2 separate regions of the Mus musculus genome follow, and region 1 is linked to region 2. The links are chromatin loops, found by intact Hi-C in ENCODE. Cell type or tissue: heart. All regions are shown on one strand. Each heading gives the region's core, and the rest is flanking DNA. Links, peaks and the distances in the headings are about the cores only.

Region 1 (11,459 bases), core at 2,315-10,314, 60 kb after region 2:
GAGTGGGTAGGTAGGGGAGTGGGGGGAGGGAGGGTCTGGGGGACTTTTGGGATAGCATTTGAAATGTAAATAAAGAAAATACCTAAACAAACAAACAAACAAAAGAAAGAAAGAAAGTAAAACTCTCCATCCTGCCTGATTCCATGCTGGTTGTCATAGCCATGTGTCTTTCAAGAACAGCTGACTTGCAGTGACTCCTGGCCTGCTGTGCTTAATTGATTTCTAACAGATGCTGTTTATTTAGCCAGGACACAGAATATAGACCACCCTAGGTGGCTTGTGAAGGCTGGCAGCCAAAGTGTGGTGCCCCCCCCCACACACACACTTCCTGCAAAGACCTAGCCTGGGAGTTCAGTACATGCATGACTTCTTTAAGCAGTCTGTCCTGGCTCCCTCCGATAGCATATAAGGAAATGATGTTTGCCTGTACTTTCCAGAAACATCTTTGATGCCAGTTGCAAGGAAGCATGCTGTGGGAGGTTCTAGGAGTCCTCAGAATTCAGTCTGGTGTGGGCTGTGCATTCGGGAATAGTCACAGAGCTAGGGGAATCAAATGACGGGAGTTTGCGGAAGAGAGGCCTCGAGTTACCCTATCATTCTGACAGTGTCCCTTGATGATAAAATAACAGGCCTAAGGGAAGACTGGCATTTCCTATGCCTTTATTTTCTTGGTATTTTCTTTCTTTCTTCTTGAGCCTAGAGAAGTGCCTCCCACTTCACACCCGGTCCCTCCTCCATCACTTTAGAGCTGAGAGCCCAGGGTGCAAGCAGATGATGCTACAGCATGGTTTTCCTTCTCACCTCCTCCCTCAGTCTAGCCCTCTGCAGTCACTGCCCCTCATCTCTCCTGCAAACCCCAAACTCATGCCCCTTTCGTCCTGTTTCCTACTCCATTCAAGGAGTGTTATGAAGCATCTACTATTTGCCCTTGGTCACATAGTATCTAACAGGATTTCAAGTATATAATTTAGGCTTCCTCAACAAGAGTACAAGCTTCCAAAGTGCAAGGGAATGTATCTTCTACTTCTTTGTGTCCCTTATAGTGCACCATCAGAGCTCTTGCCTTGACAAGAATAACAACAGTCCATCTTAATGGTTTTCAGCTGTGCTCTCATACTCTAGGAAGGAAGGGAGCAGCAATGCCAGTAGCTGTACACAACCCTTTCTGATGCTCATCTACCTCCAGCCGGCAGCAACTGTGACTGTGGCTATAGCCACCTGCTCCTGCTCCTGCTCCTGCTCCTGCTCCTGCTCCTGCTCCTGCTCCTGCTCCTCCTGCTCCTCCTGCTCCTCCTCCTGCTCCTCCTCCTGCTCCTCCTGCTCCTGCTCCTCCTCCTCCTGCTGCTCCTGCTCCTCCCTGCTCCTGCTCCTCCTCCTGCTCCTGCTCCTGCTCCTCCTCCTGCTCCTGCTCCTGCTCCTCCTCCTGCTCCTCCTGCTCCTGCTCCTCCTCCTGCTCCTGCTCCTGCTCCTCCTGCTCCTGCTCCTGCTCCTCCTGCTCCTGCTCCTGCTCCTGCTCCTGCTCCTCCTGCTCCTGCTCCTGCTCCTGCTCCTGCTCTTGCTCTGTTCCCTATGTGTTAGACCATGCCATTGTTATCTGTTATCTTAAATTCCAGAGCAGGGAGGAGAGAAGGGGGCCTCTTATCCCTACATAGCTGTGGAGCTCTGGAGCTTACTGAATGCCTCCCAGTGCTGATGCAATGAGTGATGTTGTAGAGGGAGCACCCAAAGGCCTGGAGATGAGCAGCAGTTGCATCATGGGGTGCTTGATGCCTTTCTTCTGGAGTTCTGAGTGCTTGTTTGCCTCTGTTCCAGGCCCACCTGCCGTTTGCTGTTGTTGGCAGCACAGAAGAAGTGAAGATAGGCAACAAGATGATGCGGGCTCGGCAGTATCCTTGGGGGACTGTGCAGGGTGAGTCTCCTGTGGATGGGCTGTGCTCAGAGAGCCCCTCCTCTGTGTTTTTGATGCCCCCCTGCCATGATATGACAAGTTCCTAGTTTGTCTCCTGCCTCTGCTACTCAGTTTAGGTCTCAAACAGCCATAGGGGGTCACGAGCAGCAAGCTCTGGCCCTGTGCCTGGATTCTAGGATGTGAGCAGACTCCCTTTGTCTCTAATGAAGAAAATACTCCCTTGTAACTACCTCCAAATACAACAAAAGACAAATGGACTTGGCACAGCATAGAAAGGACTATACAAGTGAGTGTGTCCCTAAGAGAGGCACAAGAATGTTCACAACAGAGAATAATGATAAATTATTACAAACAATGAGGTGTCCATAAAAATAGACTGGATAATTTGTGAAACAGTTATATCATGGGATCTTAGACAGAGGTGAAATTGAATGAGTGATAGCTACGTCTGCATGACTGGATCTCAGAAACACAACGCTGAGCTAAATAAAATCACACAAGCCTGCGTATGATATGAATTCCAGAAGCAAGCTAAAATAACATGATAATATGTTTTTGTGAATTCATGCACAAGTAATGAATGATAAAACAGTTTTAAAACACACACACACACCAAGAGCTGGAACAATGGCTCAGAGGTAAAAAGCACCTGTTATTCTTGCCGAGGACCTGAACTCCATTCTAAGCACCCGAGTCACAAGGGTCACTTCTGCTTTTATCTCCAGCTCCATGGAATCAGAACTTTCTTCTGACTTCTGCAGGCATCTCATGTAAACACACACACTGCAAAAAATATAAATTAAAATAATTCTCTAAAAACAGGACTAGCGTGATGGCTTGTGGGGGAGGGGTAAAGGCATTTTCCTTCAAGCCTGCTGGCCTGAGTTTGATCCCCAGAGGCCACACAGTGGAAGGAAAGAGCTGACATCTGAAGGTTGTCCTCCAACCTTCACATAAGTTCACACATACACACCCACACCCTGTCACACTTAAAATAAATTAAAATTTAAAAATATACAAATGAATGATAAACCCACAGGCAGGATAGCGTTAACGTTTCATTGCCAGAGGAGGCAGGGAATAGAGAGAGGGACATGATATCAAAAAGAGGCCAGCAGGGCCTTCCAAGGTACTGGTAACAGTACTTTCAGTTGTGGAGATATTTAAAAAATTTTTAAATTTAAAACTGCTTTAAATTGCACATACCTATTTCATGGACATATATATATATATATATATATATATATATATATATATATACATACATATATGATTATTTCATAATTTTAAAGAATCAGATATATATTTACATCCATTCATCACAGGTTTTTTGGTAGTGTGCCTCAGACATATTATGCTATGCTATGCTGTGCTATGCTATGCTATGCTATGCTATGCTATGCTATGCAGTTTAGTAGATCATACAAGCTCTAGGACACTGCAGTGGGCAGAAGTTTAAGGATCTGAGTCTATAGCTGTAAACTGTGCCATAGCTGGCAGTTTCTCTGTAAATTCATCCCAACCCTTGGACAAATAATAGAGAGTGGGCACCCAAGAAGAGTAGCATACATCTGTAAGTCCAGCAGTGGGAGGGATGGAGGGGGGCAACTGGGATGAGAGGGTCGTGAGTTCAAAGGCAGCATTGGACAGTGCTTCAAAAAAGCAAAGGTTGGTAGTGAGTTGTGCATCTCGCTCACAAAGGCCAGAATGATTCAAGGCACAGCAAAGACCCACTGACAGTAGCCGGATTTCATTCCTCTTCCTTTTGTGGTGCTGAGGATGGAACTGACTGAGAGCCTCATGCATGCTAGATGAGTGCTCTGTCTTTGAGCTCCATCTCCTGTCTGGATGTCCCATAGGTAAGAGAAGATGGTCAGAGCTGCACTAAATTTTGTGCTTCCCTGCCATTTGGAGCTGGGGGGGGTGTTACAGTAGGAATCTTGGCAAGTGGCTTCTAGACCAAGAGTCACCCTCTTTGGAGTCTGAGGCCTGACAGACAGGAACCTGAGGTGGGAGGAGACAAACCAGCAGACACTACCACCCAACACAGTGGAGAAGACCTGGAAACATCCTGACAGAGCTCTACTTACAACATTGCTCTAGCCAGAAATCCACTTTGCTATGACTTAGTCCAGTGACTTCCATGCCCAACTTAGACTGCCCTGCTCTTATCCCAAACTTTTTTTGGGGGGTGGTAGTGGTTTCAGGGGTTGTTTTGTTTTGTTTTTTACTCCTGAGTTGACTATTCTTTTTGAGTGAAGAAGCAATTGAATACTGCTTGGAAACCTTAAAGAAAACTTAGAATTATTCCTTCTTTCACCACTCCCTCACTTTTTAAACAGGGTTTCATGTAGCCCAAGGTGGTCTTGTATTGACTGTGTAGTTGAGGCTAGCCTTGAATTCCTGACACTCCTGAGCCAACCTCCTAAGTGTTGAAATTACAGGTATACACACACTATCATGCCTGGGTCTGGAATCATTCCTACTGACCAGGGATAGCAGTCCACAGTTGGAGAAGCAGCTACATATATCTTGGTCCTGAGAAGTTACTTTACTGATGCAGCTTGTTATACTAGTTTATGTTCTATGGCAACAGTTCTCAACCCATGGGTCACAACCCTTTGTGGGATCAAATGGCTCTTTCACAGAGGTCACATATCAGATATCCTGCATATCCAATATTTACATTATAATTCATAACAGTAGCAAAATTATAGTTATGAAGTATCAAATAATTTTATGGTTGGTGGTCACCACAACATGAGGAACTGTGATAAAAGGTAGAAGCATTAGGAAGGTTAGGGACCAGTATTCTAAGGCAACAGGTAGGGTTCATGTCATGTAAGGGGCCTTAAGCAGAAAGAGTACATGGACCACCCTGGAGTTTGGACAAATACTTCTGATGACCATATCTGACCATCTATGATGATACAACTATTCTCAACCCTGTCATTCCAGAACCCCTCCTCTCTGTCCCTACTGTCCTCTTCCAGACCCTGAGAGACAGAATCTTGGCTAACTTATCTGTTTATCATCTCAAACACTACTCTCCTCCTGTACATGGCCAAACACTACCACCCAACACAGTGGAGAAGACCTGGAAACATCCTGACAGAGCTCTACTTACAACATTGCTCTAGCCAGAAATCCACTTTGCTATGACTTAGTCCACATCCCTCACCTTCTTGCTCACCATCCAAAATGAATACCTTTGCCCTCAAGGCAAAGAAATGGTACACACTTTCTCCTGCTTAGGATTGCCATGCTCATGCCATTATCCACCCTTGGCAAAAACACCTCTTTGAAAGCTTCTATTTCCCATATGGGCCACCCAGGGGGTCTGCCCCTCCTTGTCCCCACCACCTATTGCTATCCTGGTTCTTTTTCCTTGCTCTTTGGAGACTCTGCCTATGGTCTTTCCCCTACACTATCTGCTTCTGGAGCCTGACTCTGCAACCTGCCCTCCATATAAACTTGCCTAGCCTTTTGGAGGCCTGGTGGGGATTGTGTTCTATTATCTGCTTGATAAATTCTGTTCTTCCTTCCAGAGTCACCCAAGAGGTTGTGTCTATGGGGATGCTACAGTCTCCTGGGAGTTTGTAGGTCCCCCTCTTCTGGGCTTTTATGGCACTGCAACCTTACCTTCATGTTTGTAACTTTGGCTTTGTGTTGTATTGTTCTGTTTACACGTGCTTTCCCACTAAACTGTGGCTTCCTAAAAGCATAGGCCCAAGACTTCATTTCTTAATTCTCAGGGTTACACATAATACTGGGAACTGAGATTCCAGGAATACTTACTGGGGTGCCTGGTTAGACAGATGTGTGTCTGTCTGCGAAGCAGTGCAAAGCAGATATTCCTGTGGAAGTCTGCTTGGTGGCATTAACGCACATTCTTAGATAGTTTCACAGTAGTAAAGTTTTTACTATTGCCCTTTCATAATGTTTCATTCCCAATGTTCACAGGAAATAGAATTAGGTGGTTAAATTTGTAGGCGCCGTATAAACAGGCTGCAAAGCACTGTCACCCTTAGACATTTTACTTCTCACTTCATCCATTTCTTCCTCTGCCGGCCTTCCTTTCCATATCCATCCAATGCCCCAATACCCGCTATGCAGTTGAAAACGAGGCTCACTGCGACTTTGTGAAGCTGCGGGAGATGCTGATTCGGGTCAACATGGAGGATCTGCGGGAGCAGACCCACGCCCGGCACTATGAATTGTACCGCCGCTGTAAGCTGGAGGAGATGGGCTTCAAGGACACCGACCCTGACAGCAAACCATTCAGGTACCTCTTATGCCAGGTCAGGTCAGCCTGCTCTAGCTCAGGAAGCCTTGCCCTGAATAATCAGCAGGGGAAGTGAGGCGTGGAGGTTCACTAACTCCTAGATCACTGGTGCTGCTTGAGTGTTCCCTCTCTATGTCTGCACAGCTGCCAGAACAGCTGGCACCTTGCTTAGAGACACAGACAAAGGAGGGGGCCTGGAGGAACCACTCTGTTGATTGATCACTCACTACTTCAGCCCCTCCCTCCCATGTATAGCTGCTGTAGTGAGCCCTGCTTACACGGACTCGGTGCTGGGGCTTTGTTCTACTGGGTGGCAGTTAGGAACTGCCCTCTGTTCCCACTTTCTTCATCTGGCTCTCGTATTGCTTAAGACAGCTTCCCAATATGTTCTTCCCCAACTTCCCCGTTCTCAAAACCAGATAGGAAAAAGTCAGGCAGAGTGGCGCAGCACTGGAATCCCAGCTCTGGGGAGGCCTAAGCAGAAAGATGGCCATGAGTTTGGGGACAGCCTGGGGTACTTAGCAAGTACTGTACCATAGCTACATAGCAAGAGCATTCCTTTAAAAATAAACAAAAACAAAATGAAGAAGAAAAAAGGGGAGAGCTGGGTATGTGATTTGGTAGTTGAGTGTTTGCCTAGCATGCACAAACTGAGTTTATCCCTAACACCAAATAAATAGATAAGAAAAAAAAAAAAAGACCAAGAAGTAGTTACTTGGCTTGTATTGGTGATTTGCATGATGCTCTCTCTTCCCCACTGCCTTAGCATTTCAGTGTGAGTTTTGTTTTGACCACTGACGATGAATAATCACTGGTGTTTTCCTCAAATCAGAATCTAAAGTGCTTTTCATTATGCAGGTGGGAGCCATAGACCAACGAAAGCATCTGCTCTGTATATACAGTATGCGTCATTATCCCTGCATTTTGAATTAGCATGTGTTGCCCTTTACTGTGGCTCTATCTCCTTTCAGGAAATGTCAGACATCCGTGAGCAAGCCGTGGGGGGGGGGATATCTGTGGGAGGAAAATGCCTTCAAATGGCCCCTGGGATCCCACAGAATCTGTTTATAGCCCAAGGGACCCAGGACACCATACAAGCAGTCCTTTGGGGGATGGCTGCTTTGGGAATGGCAGCTTGCCAGCTCTCTGTGGACAGGCAGGTCAGGGCCCCAGAGCTCCTGAAGTGGAAGGAGCTAGTTTGTCTCTGATGGAATCTCCTGTTTCTCTCCTTCACCTCCGCAGCTTCCATCTGCATCCGGAAGGAGGTGTGCCTCTACCTGGCCACTTAGTCCTGGCCTTTCCTCTCCTCCCCACTTAATACCTGTTCCTGCCTCTTCACCCTCTTCACCAACCCTTCCTGTCCATCTTGTTTGTAAATGCTCCCCACTAAGAGAGTACTTTTTTAGGCCAGTTCCTCACCTGTCAAGAGGTTTGTCTCTGACAGGAAGGAAACAGTTCTGTAGCTCCTGATTATCTTCCTCCTCTCGCTTCCTCAGCCCACTACAATCTGCCTTCTGCCTGCCTCCAGCTCTCTACAAAATTCTCTCCAAGGCCTGCACTTGTGGATTGGTGGCCAATTCCCTTGTGACTTGATTTTTAGCTTTGATTTTAATGTGAAACATTAATTTGGCTTGAGACACCCTGTGCCTTTAGCTCTTGCAGTATTGCCCTGGCCAGCCTTGTCTCTCTCCCTTTCTGTCTTGTTCCTCCTTGCTCTTGCTTTCAAGCTCATTTTCTTTAGCTTCCTCCTCTAAATGTTGGTGCTCCCTCGGGATTCCTTCCACAAGCCTCTGCTCTTTCACACTCCCATCTCTTTGTTCTGGTTCTTTTATTCTCACAGCCCTAATCACCACCAAGCTATCTGATGAATCCAAAGCTAGAATTTTACCTCTGAGCTCTGAACCTATTGATGCAACTGCACCCTGGACATTTCACTCAGGTATCTATGGATACCTGATCTGAAGCTCTAGCAATCTGCCATCTACTCCTTCTTCCTCCTCCTCCTTTTCCAGCATTTCCTGTTGCTATTCCTGTTCTGCCATCTATCTAGTGGCCCAAGGCAGAAACTTGAATCAGATTCTTTTGGGGGTATATTAAGAGTTTATTGTAGATCGTAAGCACTAAGATTCAAAGAAAGGTGCTTGCAAAGAAAGTAAGACACACTTAAGAAAGTAGGTAAGTCTGAGCAGGAAGAGCTGCCAAGAATCAGCCTTGATTTCCCCCACCCAAGTCCTGAGAATTCTTCAGCCCTACTGTTGCTCCAGATCACTCCATTTACTACCAGCCTTTAACATGAAGAGCCTTCCATTTTATACTTGAATTGCTGGAACTTTCCCTTCCTAAAATAGCCAAGTGGACTTTCTCATGTTTTGACTGATGGATAAATACATGTCCACTTTTTAAATGTGGCACCCAAAGCCTGTCTTCTTTTTCCAGACTCAGGAACCTCCCCTCTCACTCCTCCATGGGTCACATGATGTCCCCAGGCCTGTTCAAGTATGACCACATCCCCAGGAACACCAATCTTCACTTGTGTCTTTCTTCTGTCTTTGGAGCACTGGCCTTCACCATGCTGACTCCTAGTATTTAAAAAATAAGTGCAGGTCGGGCAGTTGTCTTAACCTGGGCCTCCCCCCATTACACCCTAAGTTCCTTTAGGACAGGCATGGTGGCTCTGGGCTCTAGATGGTGAGCAGCTAGCATCATGTCTATTCACACTGGTCACTTAGGTGCTAGGTAAAATCTCAGCAAGTGTTTGGTGAAGTGGGAAATCAGTGTGGTCTGTCTCAGAGCCAGGGCCAGGCAGGGCAAGACAGTGGGAGGGAGGGAGGGAGGCCTTAAATGAAAAGACAGGAGACACAGCTTCTGCCTCTAACTAGGTGTGTAATCTTCAGAGACTCACTCTCCTCCATGAGCCACAGTTTCCTCATCTGTAAGAGAGAGACAGAGACAGAGACAGAGACAGAGACAGAGACAGAGACAGAAAAAGTTAGGTCCTATGGCTCCTCCAGTAGCTCTGGAATATTGCTGTTGCATACCAAGCCAGATGTCCTGCCCTGCCCCACCCCACCCCTTTGTGCTTCTCACTTTACATTTCTCTGTCAGAATTAGGGAAGAGAGGGGCCTATTTTCTTGACCAGGGGTTGCCCCAGAGGCAGTGGAATTGACTTGATCCTATCTACAGTTTGCAGGAGACATATGAGGCAAAGAGAAATGAGTTCCTTGGGGAGCTCCAGAAGAAAGAAGAGGAGATGAGGCAGATGTTTGTCCAGAGAGTCAAAGAGAAAGAAGCGGAGCTCAAGGAGGCTGAAAAAGAGGTAAACGTAACTATGGCAAGGGAGGAGAGACTGACTGAGCATGGCAGGAGGGGCCTCAGCCTTGACAGACAGAACTACTAGAAGGGAGAGGGGCTTGTAAGCTTTGGGCAGGACTTGAGTGCAGTTTGGACAGACAGGGAATCTGATGACATCTGTGTCTTCTTGACCTTTATTTCCTAAGGATGGGGCATTTTTCTCATTCTATCCATTATTTAGAGCCATTGTCATCCAACATGGTAGCCACTAGCTGCAGTTGGGCATTTCTTTCCATTTGAATTAATTTATTTATTTAGGTTTTGAAGCAAGGTTTCTATATGTAGCCCAGGCTGGCCTCAAATTTTAGATACTCTTGCTTGAGCCCCATGAGTCTTAGGATTGCAAGCATGTATTACAGTGCCCCAAAATATTTTTTTATTAAGTGACAATAATAATTGCATATATTTATGAAGTATGATGTAACTTTAGTAAGTGTTTATAGTGTAGAATTATTAAATCAGACAAATAAATCAGTCAGTCACTTCATATGTTTATCTTTTTAGTTCTGTTGGAAACATTTACAATCTAAGCCTAGTCTACCCACCAGGCCTATAATCTCAATATGGAAGAGCAGAGAAGGAACCCACGTTCAAGGCTTCCCTGGGCAACTTAGTGAGATGCTGTCTCCAAATAAGAAAAGTTGTAAGGGGGCTAAGAATGTAGCCCAGTGGTAGAGCTCTTGTATAGCATACTTGAGGCCCTAGGTTCAAAATCTCTAGTACTGCTGGGAGTTGGGGCATTTAAAAAATCTACTCTTAGCCATTTTTAAATGCACCATAATATGTAAAGCTTAGCTCCTCTCATAGCTCATTTCAAATGTTCAGTCCTTGTGCAAGTGGTTCAATACAGCCCTAGCACTGACTATAGCACAGGTACGGAGCCTCTCCAGTATCACACAAAGTTCTCTTGGGCAATGGAGGCAGTGCAGTCACAGAAGGGTTGATTCTTTTCCCATTTCCTGGACATTTGGAGTTCTGTAGAGACAAATAATCATTTTCATGGTTGGCCTGCCCCATCCTACCTTCTCTGATAACTGTAGAAAAATGTAGTCCTGCACCATCTTAGATAAAATGATGAAATCTAAGATGATGACAGTGGGAGTATTTCTTGTTCACTTAGATTTCCTACTCTGTCCTCTTGATTATTTATTTATTTATTTATTTTGGTTTGGATGTATATTTATTTGATGTGGGGCTGGGGTGGAATGAACTCAGGCATTCCACATACTAGATAAGTGCCCTACCATTGGTTGTCACGCCTAACACCTTCATCTTGGTTTAGAGTGGGAAAAAAAAAAAAAAGAAATCACTGCAATTCTAGCTGGTTTTGAAACCAAGATCTGATGGTCCTTTCTAAGCATTGTGAGCTGGCCAGATGTCTCAGTGGGTAAAAGTGTATGCCAGTCAATCTTGACAAACTGAACTCAATTCCTGGAATTGACATAAAAGCTGGATACCAGTGGCACCCATCTGTAATCCTAGCACCGTGATGGTGAACTAGAAGGCCAAGACAATAGAATCACCTGGAAGTTCATAAGCAGCTAGTATAGGGCATGCTGTATGGCCGAGACAATATTGGCACAAGGTGGGAAGAGAGAACCAACTCCCCAAAGTTTTCCTCTGATTTCCATATGCATGCTATGACACATGGACACACCACCATCATCATCACCATCAATTTTCACCTTATTTTATGTGCATGGGTGGGTTTTTTTGCCTGATTGCATGTCTTTGTATCACTTGTGTACCTGGTGCCCAAGGAGGCCATAAGAGGGCATTGCATTGATCCTCTGGAACTGGAGTTCCAGATGATTGTAAACTGCCAAGTGGGTGCTGGAGATCCAAATCGAACCTTCTAGAAAAGCAGAAAGTGCTTTTAACCATTGAGCCACCCTCTAGCCCATAATAGTAAT
Region 2 (11,459 bases), core at 1,607-9,606:
CTGAAATACTTAGTGGAGGGGCTAGGGATGTGGGTCACTTGATTTTTAGTGCTTGCCTAGTTTAGTGCTTGAGTTCAATCCTAGCATATTATAAATGGGATATTTTGATACACACCTGTGTGGTCTCAGCACTTGGGAGGTAGAGGCAGGAAAACTAAAAGTGCAAGGTTATCCTCAGCTACATAGGGAGTTCCTGCTTTACCTAGAATGTTCTTGCTGCTCTTCTTGCAGACTCCTATGTAATTTTCAGATCTCAATTCAAACATCATTTCAACCATGGAGACTCATATACTAAACTACCAGGCTAAGTTCCATCAGTCTTTAACCTCTTTCTCTCCCACTCCCTCTACTCTCAAGGTACCCAAAACATCCACCCCCTTTTTTTGCTCATTCATTCATTTATTTACTTTTGCTAAATATGTATTTACTTATTCTGGGGGGAGGAGGGGACATGAGCATGCCACAGTGCATGTGTGGAGCCTTTAACATATTGGCCTTTTGGGGGTAGTTAAGATCTAGCTATAGTAATGGGTATCATGATGTTTTCATACATGTATACGTTGTTTAAGTTCAGGTAAACACACACACATTTTGAATGATAAATATCAAATGTTTATCATTCTATTATGGTGAGAACATCCAAAATCATTTCATCTTTTTGAAATGTACAGTTCATTATTATTATATATAGTAACACCATTGCATAATAACACACCAAAACTTTTGGGGGGCACTGCTGTGGATTTAATCCAGAGCCCAATGCATGTTAAAGAAAAGCTCTATTACTGAAATGCATTCCTAGCGCTAGAGTTTTTTTTTTTTCCTTTTTAGAATTTTGAACTTTTTGTTGTTTTCTTTTTAGACAAGGTCTCATGTAGCCAAGGTTGACCTCCAACTTGCCTTGTAGTTGAGGGTGACCTTGATGATTTTTCTGCCTTTATTCCCTAGTACTGGGATTACAGGTATGCACCCCATGCCTAGCTTTCGAGCATCCTGCTTTTTCTAACTGTAACTTAGTACCCAGTTTATTGGCCTTTCCATATCCCCACTTCCTCTTCTAATGCACATTAAGTATCACCCACTAAGACACATGGATAGACTAGGCATGCTGGCTCTTGCCCATAATCCCAGCACTCAGGTAGTGACAGGAAGGTCAGAACTTCATGATCAGAATGGAGAGATGGCTTATCTGTAAGGAGTATTTGTTGCTCTTTCAGGGGGCCTGAGTTTTCTTCTCATGTTGAACTTTAACAATCTGTAACTCTAATTCCAGGGGATCCAACACTCTCCTGGCCTCTGAGGATCTCTGCACAATATGGAATACACTCACACAGATACATGCATACAGATACATAAAAATAAATATTTTAAAAATTCAATGTTATAATTATATTACATTCTAAAAAATAGTTCACGATCACAGGGCTTCACATTGATGATGTCATCTAATCCTAATCACTTCCTCGAGGCCTCACCTCTAAACGCATGCTGGGATTACATGTACACCTTCTCAATATCTCACAAAGGGGACTACATTTTAACATAAGTTTTTGAATGGGCCGACCACAGCAAATAGCATCCTGAGACCTGTCAGTGTACTTGGGAGTACTAACTGCTTCAATCATTCTCTGCTCCAAATTCCTTTTTCCTAGCTGAAGGCAGAGTGACCTTTTCAAATTGCAAATGGGCTCCCGTCACTTCCTCATTCCAAAGTCAACAGCTCCTCCCATCGAAGGACCATTTCTCTACCAGGTTCAGGTAGCACAGCATCTGGGTATCATGGTGTCCTTTCTAGAATGCCATAAAATAATTGATATATTAAATTATACCATGTGAAATAAAATGATTTTTTTCTATAAAACACTTCTATGAACAAAAAATATGTCTACATTATGTGTGTGCAATATAAAAATCGTAGCCACAAGCACAGATGTCCATGAAAAAACTAAACTGTTGAATTAAGCATGTTCAGCACTGGGATGGCCTGTCTATTATTCAGTTACTACTCATTCGTTCATCTTGTGCTTGCTAGCTGGTAAGTGGGAGCGTCTCTCAAATATTTAGGGAAGATTTACATTTAAAAAAATTAAAATAGAGAAAATTCTACCCATTCACCTTCTTTTTTCATTTCTCTAGGAGCATCTCATTTGTGGCAGACACACATTGAGACACTGGATGGGCGTTCTCCTTAGACAGCACAGCCTGAGCACCTCCATTCTGGAGCAAAAAGCCCAAGCAATTTGCTACCATTAACACAGCTCTTCCAGACATGGTCCCATCTTATCTTGCTGTCTCTAAAGCTATTTGGCTCCTGGTCCCACCCCTTCTGTTTAAGATCTGGAATTTCTTAAACCTTCTCTTCCTCTCTTTTTTATTTGTTTATTTTTCTTTGCTGTACTGAAAAATCAAACCCAGGGCCTCGTGCATGCTGACACTGAACTATATCCACAACGCGGACTCCTTCCCGCCTTCATCCTTTCTTTCCTCCCTTACTTCCTTTTTATTCTCCCAAATTGTATTTATTAGTGCATGCCTGCATGCATGTGTGTGAAGGTGCACTTGTGCCATGGCACACATGTGGAGATTAGAGGACAACTCTCAGGAGTCAGTTCTCTCATATGACCTCATAGAATTAATTAAGGTTATTAGTGCCTCGACTTGTTCACCCATCCAGCTGACTTCCTTATTTATATCCTTCTTTAAAAGGGGTGTGTGCGTGTGTGTGTGTGTGTGTGTGTGTGTGTGTGTGTGTGTGTAATGTGTAGTGTGTATATTCCATGGTGTGCTTGTGGTGATCAGAAGACCAAATGTAAGACTTGGTTCTCGCCTTCTACTATGTAGATCCCAGAATTGAACTCAGGGTTCAAGAAGCTGTTCCTTTATCTGCTGAGCCATCTCTGTGGTACCTCATGTTCTTAGGTATGCTTTTATTACGATTTAAGATAGGGTGTCCTTTCAGGAACACTACTAATTGTGCTTTCACAGAAAGTGAGTGCTGAAAAAAAAAAGATAGGGTGTCCTGTAACCAAGGCTGACCTTGAATTCACTATGTAGTTGACCGTGACCTTGAACTCCTAATCCTCCTGCCTCACCTTCCAAGTGTCAGGATTTACAGTGCCCATGAGTCCAAAAATTCATCTTTACCAGAAGCCTCCTCACAAAAAGCCTCCCCTATTCCTTCTTTAAAAAAATAACGGAGACAGAATCTCACTCAGCCCAGCTTGCCTTGAACTTGACTTGTAGCTGGAATAACCTTGAATATGCAGTTCTCCTGCTTTCCCCTTCTGAAGTACTGAGAGCATGAGTAAGTAGAGATACTACACCTGATTTATGTGGTGCTGGAAATCAGATCCAGGCTTTCCTGTATGCTAGGCAGGTGCTCTACCAACTCAATTAACTGCCCAGCCTCTCCCCCTAACCTCTGCTCTTGTTTTTGTGTTTAATTTCCCAAAGTTTTTTTTCCCTATCACAAAAGGAGGAGAGAAGAAACAAAACTTACCAATTGACCATTTATGATATCTCTTCTCTCTTCTCAGTCTTCCTGCCTCCCCTGTGCCTGAGAAGATAAGCCAGACTGAAAAGATTGAGAAGCACGGACTCAAACCAGTTCCAAAACTCCTGTAGAACTGAACGGTCTTTGTAATGGCAGACAGCAGGTAAGGAAGCAACAAGGGCATTGCAGGGGATTTGAATTACATACTCTATCTCAGGCTGGGAGGTCGTGCATTGTACAAAGATCTTGTTCAGGTTCTCATCCCCTCTAGGGACAGGCAGCTGAGTGTGCTACTTCCGTAGGGCACCAAGGTATCTGTGCTGAAGTGTCCCCAGTGCTCTGATGTCTTATGTGGGATGTGTATGTAGGGGCTAGAGGCAGGCATGACTCTTCACAGGGTCCCCACAACCTCCATCCAGCACAACCCTCCTTGTAGCAGCTCTTAAGTCTGTTTTCAACCAAATCCCATGCCAGTAACAGAGCTCGGCCCAGGCCCTTTGTCATCTACTATGTGCCAGCCTTTGTCAGGGGAAGACTCAAAGGCTACCTACTGGAGGCCTAGCCTGGAAGCAGCCAGCGCCTCTGCTTCCCCACCCCCATCCGGTTGAGGCCCAAACCTTAAAGCAGTTCCTCAATTTTAGTCTTGGCTTTATATGTTTGTACTACATCAGTCCAGGGCCTAGGCCTTCCCCCAAGTGGTCCTGGGGGTCTCAGAAATTACAGCTGCTTCTCTTCCTTGATACCGTCACCCACCCTGTGGCCTCTGACTGTTCCAGGCTCTTCTCTTTTAGCCCACTCTCTTGAGTATCTAGAACATTGATGAAACAGGGATCACTTAATGGGATCCTGCTTTCAGCACTGGGGACACGTTTCAGAGAGTCCTTGTGCTCAGGATGTAGAGGTTACTTGAAGAGTCCCCGAGAGAACACGAGAAGCATTCACTGCTGGGTGCAGTGCAGGACCAGGGCAGTTCTATTGTAGACACTTTGGTTCCCTGCTTCTGCTCTCCCTATACTTTCTAGGCCTGGTCTTTGTGTGAGATCCCTCTCCCTGGTTCTTTCTTGTTTTCTGCTGTCCCCTCCTCAGGAGAGAGACCTAAGATCCTATCGTTCTGAAGTGGGGGCCTCCTGGGCCTTTGAGAAACCATATCTCACCAAGTTCATCAATCATACGGAGCCAACAAAAAAGCCAATCCCAAGACAGAGAGAGAGAGAAGAGGAGAGGGGTGGACTCCAAGGCTAGGGAGGTGGGAAGCATGCCAGGAAGAGGGCCACCAATGGCAGTTGTCTGGGAGGAAAAGGAGAGCAGGCAGGCATCTTTCTAGCCTTTGGATGTTATGAGCTGTCCCAGGTCAGCCATATGGTCCTGGGATGAATAAGTATTGAGGAACGATTGGAACTGGACAGAATGATTACCCCTCCTGTATCTGCATCTGCCTCAACAGAGCTAGAGACCTTCAGTTCCCATTCTTAGACTCCCTTCTGGCTTCTAACCTAAAAGGTGGGATGTTCTGCATCCCTGTTCGCCCTGTTCATACTGAGAGGAGGGACCAGAGTGGGACCAGTGACGTCAGTTTCTATTTGGTACAGTAGTGGAGAGCTGGGCTCCTACTGCACCTCAGGACAGGAGCGATGTCCTCCACAAGTCCCAGCTCAGTTGTGGGGCTGCACTGCAGCTCCCCAGTTAATGCTCCATTTCTAAGCTGTAATGTGGTGGCGCTGCAGGTGCTGCAACCCCTGTCCTGCCACCGCCCCTCCCCAACCCAAGGAGATAACAGGATTAGTTAGGGTAGACTACGGGAAAGCACTGACACTCCAGAGACCAATGCTCCCACCCAGGCACCCAGGGTTCTCAGTTGGGAGCACAAGAGGTTATGGGGGCTGGGAAAAGAAAGCGGACTGCAGATCTCAGCCTAGGAGCAAAGAGTAGGAGGGGGAGGAGCCAGGACACCCTTCCAGCCTCAGGTCTGGGGGCTCAGGGATGTAAAGGAAAACAGGGTGTGTGTGTGTGTGTGTGTGTGTGTGTGTGTGTGTGTGTGTGTGACAATTCAGCAGAGGTCGGGACGTACCACGGAGCCCAGTAGCGGCAGGGAGGGGGGGGGGCGGAGGACGTGGTCACCGAGGGGAGCCCCCGCCCCCTTCACAGAGGCCGAGACTCGGGTTGCAGAGAGAACTGGAACTGGGCTCGCCCTAGGGGAAGGCAGCGCGGCCAATCCGTCCCCTCCCCACACCTACTCTGAGGGGGTGGGTGATAGAGGAGAGGTTGGGGTTGGAGCAGCGGTGAGGGGGCCCCTCCCTGGCACCTCCCTCCACCAGACTTGGTCGCGCCCGAAGTGTAACACTTTCTCTTTGTCGGAGGAGCTCTTCTGTTTCCTGTGCAGCAGCTCCCGTTGCGGAGGCACCCGAAGCAGCCCTGGCGGACCAAGGAGCGATGGCAGCGGCCGATATAGCTCGCCAGGTGGTGAGTGTAGGGCTTGGATACCAGTCCCCGGGCTAGGGGTTGAGGGTGTGGGGCTGGGGACGGCCGAGCAGACTTGGTTGCGGCTCGACTACCACCACTACCACGAGGAGGGCAATGGGGTAGCATCCAGGAGCAAAGAGGCAAGGCGGGACTTTTTGCTCCTGGGGTCAGCGGCTCAGTCTACTCTCCCCGCAGCATGTCCTGGAGACCTGTGTTGGCGGGAGGGTGGGGGGGCGGGAGGGTTGGAGAAGCATACTGGCGGGCAGCTGAACTTGCATCGCCGGAGAGAGCTGCAGTGAGCGCCTCCGCCTCCCTTGCTGCAGCTGCGGCCCCGCCGCTGGGGCGTTGCCGAATGAATGGCAGCATGGGTCTGGAGCCCTCCGGGGCCCCTGTCCTCTTAGCTTGGGAGCGCCCCTGCCACAGCTGCCTGCTGGGACTCCAGCTTGCTCAGATAGAGGGGCGCGGAGCTGGGGGGTAGCCCGGGACCTAAGGCAGAGTGTGGTGAGGGGGGCGGGGAGGTGACTAGCTGGAGTAGGGTTTCTCCATATGCATTATATACGTGACTGCGTCTGTATGGGTATCAGCGTGTGCGCATATATGTGCATGCGCGCCCTCCTGCCTTCCCCGTGGCAGGGTTATGTGACCCTAAATGAGTTGGCCTGTTTCTGTGTGCTCACCTCTACGGTGTGTGTCCCTGTGTTCCAATGCTGTGTCCACTTGTGCTGTGTCCCACGGGGTCCCATTTGTGTATCTGTGGAAGGGAGGGAGGGATGCAGTTTATCCCAGCCTGTAGGTGGCTGGTTGGGTATTTTGGCACGTTCCTGGACGGTTCCCTGAGCGTCGGTCTTGGGTTCAGTGTACATGGGTTTATATGCTAAAACCTGTGGCGCTAACATCTTTCTGTAGAGACCAACGAGAACAGTGTGAGACTTGCAGAAGCAGTGTTCTCTCTTTCGGTAGCGATCAACTCTGGAGGAAAAAAAAAATCATCTTAAAAAACTAAAGTTTTCCAGCCTGGGATGTGCAGAGAAATCATACCCAGGAACCCGAGGTTCCATGTTTGTTTGTTTTAGGTCTGAAGTTTGCTTACAAAGATGAAAAGTGGTGACAATTCCACCAGCGCATCAGCACAATAAGCTGAAGCAGAATGAGGTAGAAGGCAGCCAGGCATAGCCCACTACCCCAAATACTGCTGGATGAAAAATGATAACCCTGTAACCTCCCATTTATGAACAGCCTGTGCAATGAGACTCCTGTGCAAAAGGAGGGGGTGGGGAGCAGCCTCTGGGGAGTTGGTGTAATTGCAATTGATTTGTTGTCTAAATCTGAGTCTCCAATCTGATAGCATTTTCTCTACAGATAAAGAAGTTTATTCCATTTCCTGTCTGGCTTTGGAAGGACGGGGTGGTTTATTCGAAACCTAATCCACCCCGTGTACAGCCCAGCCTTATGCAGCCATGGTGTAGAAGGTAGAGGCAGTTGTGAGACGCTGCTTGACAATGATGGAATTTGAGAGATTTCTCAAGATTGATGCTGTGATATTTGTTGCTTCTAGTGTTTTGAGGACAACCAGGGTGACTTTCTTATCTGCATTCTAAAGATGCTATAGTTTTAAGAAGATGAATCCATCTCCTGGCTTATACTTGCTCTATCCTTAGTGACAAAAACAAAAAACCCACAACACTATAATGATTTTTTTTCTTGCTTTAATGAATTTGCATTGACCTGCCCTCACCTCACCAGTCTCCCTTGCCTGGATTAGGATTGCAAGGCTGATGATGGTGAGGGAGAAGATTCCAGAAGGTTGCTTCACCTTAGGCACAACTCCAACAATCCAGAGATCACCTTTGTTCTGCAGATGGGGAGGGCAGCAAGGGGGTGGTTTGGGGGTGTCCCTTGATTTTGCTTTGGGGTGGCTCCACTTTGCTCTGGCTGGCCTTACCACATTGTAAACTGAAAAACATAATTGTATGGCAAATTCTGGAGCAGACCGAGCATTTGAGACTTTGTTATCATGATAAGTGGGTCTCTGGGAAAACTGACGTCACTCTCCATGCTTCCCTCCCTCAAGCCAGCGAAGCTCTTATTTATGTGTCATTTGTCTCTCTGCTTTCCTTTGTGTCTGCAAAAAGTTGTAATTCACCAGGGGAAGCTGGAATTAACTCAAGAGTCTTTGGGTGGCTCGTTGCTTCTGGTTTCTTCAAAGGAGCATGTGTCTAGGGCTTGGGAAGAGAAGACCAGCGAGCCAGGCTATGTGTGGCAAATTTAGAAGTTCTTCTTAGTAAATTCTGAGGCATGGTGAGAGACTGTCTTGGTATGTGTGTTTCAGCGTCTTCACGGATTCCCTGGAGGGTCACTGCCATCAAACATTGTTAGTGGTAAACCTGGCACGGCAGTTGTTGGGCAGGGCCTACATTTGGCCCTTTGGAAATTTGTAATTCAGTTGCATCTCATCTGAATGAACTCCAGAAATGATTCTGCATGAGAGCCCTATGCAAAGTGTACTTGTTTGACTGATGTGAATAGTACTATACAACCAGCCCTTGTCAACCATACCAAAAAAAAAGTAGCATACATGGCTTTCAAGGTTCTAGCCTAGTTGGAGACACACATTGTGGATACTGAGGTAATTAAAGAACTAATAAAAAGTTCCCTGGGGTGTGTCCCACCTATGAGGTGACTTGAACTGTCATTGTTCTGTATTTTGAGAGGTTACGTGCCTGACTCGTTCAGGGTGACCTAGGAGGGCACAGTACAGTCAACTAAAAGCTCTATCTCTTGGCTCAATGTTGCAGTTTTAGTTCAGACTGTAAGTACTGTGCTTTGGAAATCACTAGGCTTGAACAGATCGTACCCACAATGAGAACAGTGTTGCTTTTACCAGTTACAATCAGGCCACTGCCCCTAATGAGCCATCTTGCAAGGACAGCAAGAGTTGCCATAAGCCAGGGTTGTCCTGGAGCAGCTGGCCTCCAGTTGCCACCTGCCATTGAGAAGAAGACTGCTTCTGCATTCTGGTCTTACAATTAGTGATAATTATCTAATACATCTGTTTGTTTGTTTGAGTTGAGACAGACTTTTACCTGTCAGCTATGGTTCCCCTAGAACCCCTGCCTCAGGTGCTCTGGACAGCAGTTAACTCATGGTTTCCCTCTTGAAGCTCCTCCTTAATTCTTTATCACTAAAAGTAATAATTGTATCCCACCCCCAAAAAAAAAGAAGGAAAAGGAAAAACTAAACCCCATAGATCTACCCAAGGACACAGTGCTGAAGAAAGTTTACATGGCCCCAAATAGTGAAAAGGTGTTGAATCCAAGTCAAGGGAATATGGGCAAACATAGTTTCCCAACTTTGCTGTGCCTTTAAGGGTTGCCAAAAAGGTTAGAGGAGCCAGATGTGGTGGTGCACACCTTAGAGATCTCTGTGAATTTGAGGCCAGCCTGCTCTACAAAGCAAGTTTTAGTACAGCAACGGCTACACAGAGAAACTCTGAAGGGAGGGAAGGAGGGAAGAAGAGAGAGAGAGAGAGAGAGAGAGAGAGAGAGAGAGATTGGAGGAATACTACAGCACTAACCCTCTGTGTATGACTTCTTTCTTCAAAGGAGTTTCCAGTTTATTGTTGGTGGAGGCAGACACAAATCTTTATGTAGGGCTGATAAGAGGGCTCAGTGGTTAAAAAACACTTATCATGAAAGTCTGAAATTTGAGTTTGATCCCTAGAATATGCAGAATCAACGACCCTCTGACCTCTGCACAAATACCATAGAATGCAAATCGCCCCCCTGTGGGCCTGTGTGTACACACACACATTTGCACAATAACAAAGTGTTTACAAATCCATATTTAGTTATCATTATCCTAAGTGCTAAAGAGAAGGGCTACTGCCTGCCATGAGAAGTCATTACAGGGAACCTAATTCAGCCATGGATGAAGGCTGTAAATGATAGGAGAGGCCTCCTGAGGGCTTCTGGATAGGAAAAGGGTAGCTGTGAAGATGGGTGAGATCACACTTCTGCCACTTGCTTGGGAACAGTTCATTTGTCAATTCATCCACTGCTGTTTTCATTCATTCTCCACCATTTATTTATCGGGCACAGACTCTGGCAGATCCCATGCCAAGTGCTGGAAGTGTAGTGGTGGCCAAGGCAAGAAGGAACTCTGCCCCCTTGCAGAACTGCCAAATGAGGCAGGAACGAGCCCTGTTTCCTCTTGACATTTTAACTCCAAGAACTGTGAGTGGTAGTGGTGTATTTATTTACAAAACTTCATGACACTACACTAATAGGCCTGTGTAATAAAACGAAAATTTGATCTGCAATCATATGCATAGCATTTACTTTGTGGAGTGTCTGATATAAAATTTCTATTAATTGCTGGTTGTGTTACCAGTATGTCCCCTCCCCCCACACCTTGTTTCTGTAAGGGAAGAGCACCATTGCTTTAACTTGAGCAAAACTAATTTGCAAAGTTAGTCTGCTAGAGGAAAATACAAGCACTAATACAAAATTCAATAGTTCTGACTTCCAGGCTTGCTGGGACTTTTGGATTGTCAGTGCCATGGCTTCATATTAGCATGAACAAGCGAGAAAACCTTTATTCACAGATGTGTTGAAAGTATATTCAAGACACTTGGAGAGAAGAAAAGGGGATGGGGAAGGAAAAAGGATAGCATGCATAGATGTAAGATGCTCAGCTTTCTTGAAATGCTTCCGTCTGTATGACTTCATTTTCCCCAACAACTTCCTGGACAGGTATTCCTGGCCTCTTTATTTTATGCCTGCAGCAAGCAGGAGGCTTAAGTCCAAAGCCTTATTGCTGGTCAGTGGATGAAACAAGGAGACACCTACCAGAGCACACAGATTCCCTGTTTAAAAGCACTAGTCTTTCCAAGGTGTTTCTAAGAAATTAAAATTCTGCCATGTCCCCATTTCCCCCTCTTTTCCTTGCATCTGCCAACACCCCCCAAAGTGGTCAGAGAAAAGCAAGCTTGGTTAGCTATGGAGACTCTCTGATGGTAAAAAAGCTTTTCAGCTCAAATCCAAGATAGCACAGTCACGGGTTGTGTGGGTTTTTTTCTTTTTCTCTCTCCATATTGCTTTAAATAAAAATCTTGGAGCCACCAGCCATGTAATGATGGATTATTTTAAGTAACAACTGGAGGGGGTACAGAATAAATTAGAAACACAGACCCTTCCTCCTCAGTTTGGCAGGAGGCGGCTTCTGCTGTGGGGATTTGAAACCGTGGGCTTCTCAGCTGCCTGCACAGAGGAAGGAGGCCACATGCTCCGGAGGGTGAGAAACAACGTTATCCTCTTCTCCACTGTCTTCCCACTAGAGACAGCCATCTGCTGAATTATGCAGCAGGCTCTCAGCTGGCTCTGGAGTTGGGTCATTCCTGTGACCAGGGAAAGATTTCCAGGCCTTCTCAGGGACAAACCTCTGGGTTCCGGTTCCCCCTGCTAAAGCGGGCCCTGGGGTAACAGGAGCAGAGCTCCGCTCTCACAGT

Evidence for each region. Peaks named below come from ENCODE experiments on the same cell type or tissue, not always from the same donor. Only the 100,000 strongest peaks of a DNase experiment are listed, where the experiment ranks them.
Region 1: it touches region 2 in a loop (2.8-fold over the local background); 10 of 42 quality-filtered maps call a loop at or near these places.

Annotation. Positions count from the first base shown.
Region 1 is chrX:36,924,834-36,936,292 of GRCm38, reverse strand. Septin6 (septin 6) reads left to right here. Exons shown (of 10, transcript NM_019942.5): 6 at 1,813-1,909; 7 at 6,026-6,194; 8 at 9,379-9,511. Among named protein-coding and RNA genes, the nearest start is that of Gm15008, 20 kb to the right of the region's middle. In heart, for the core only: a CTCF peak has its summit at 5,527; a DNase peak (open chromatin) is centred at 7,302.
Region 2 is chrX:36,983,873-36,995,331 of GRCm38, reverse strand. It overlaps Septin6 (septin 6), which reads left to right and starts at 5,637. Exons shown (of 10, transcript NM_019942.5): 1 at 5,637-5,953. The coding sequence starts at 5,924. In heart, for the core only: no CTCF peak of the experiment used is centred there; a DNase peak (open chromatin) is centred at 5,711; H3K4me3 peaks cover 2,143 bases; H3K27ac peaks cover 1,360 bases.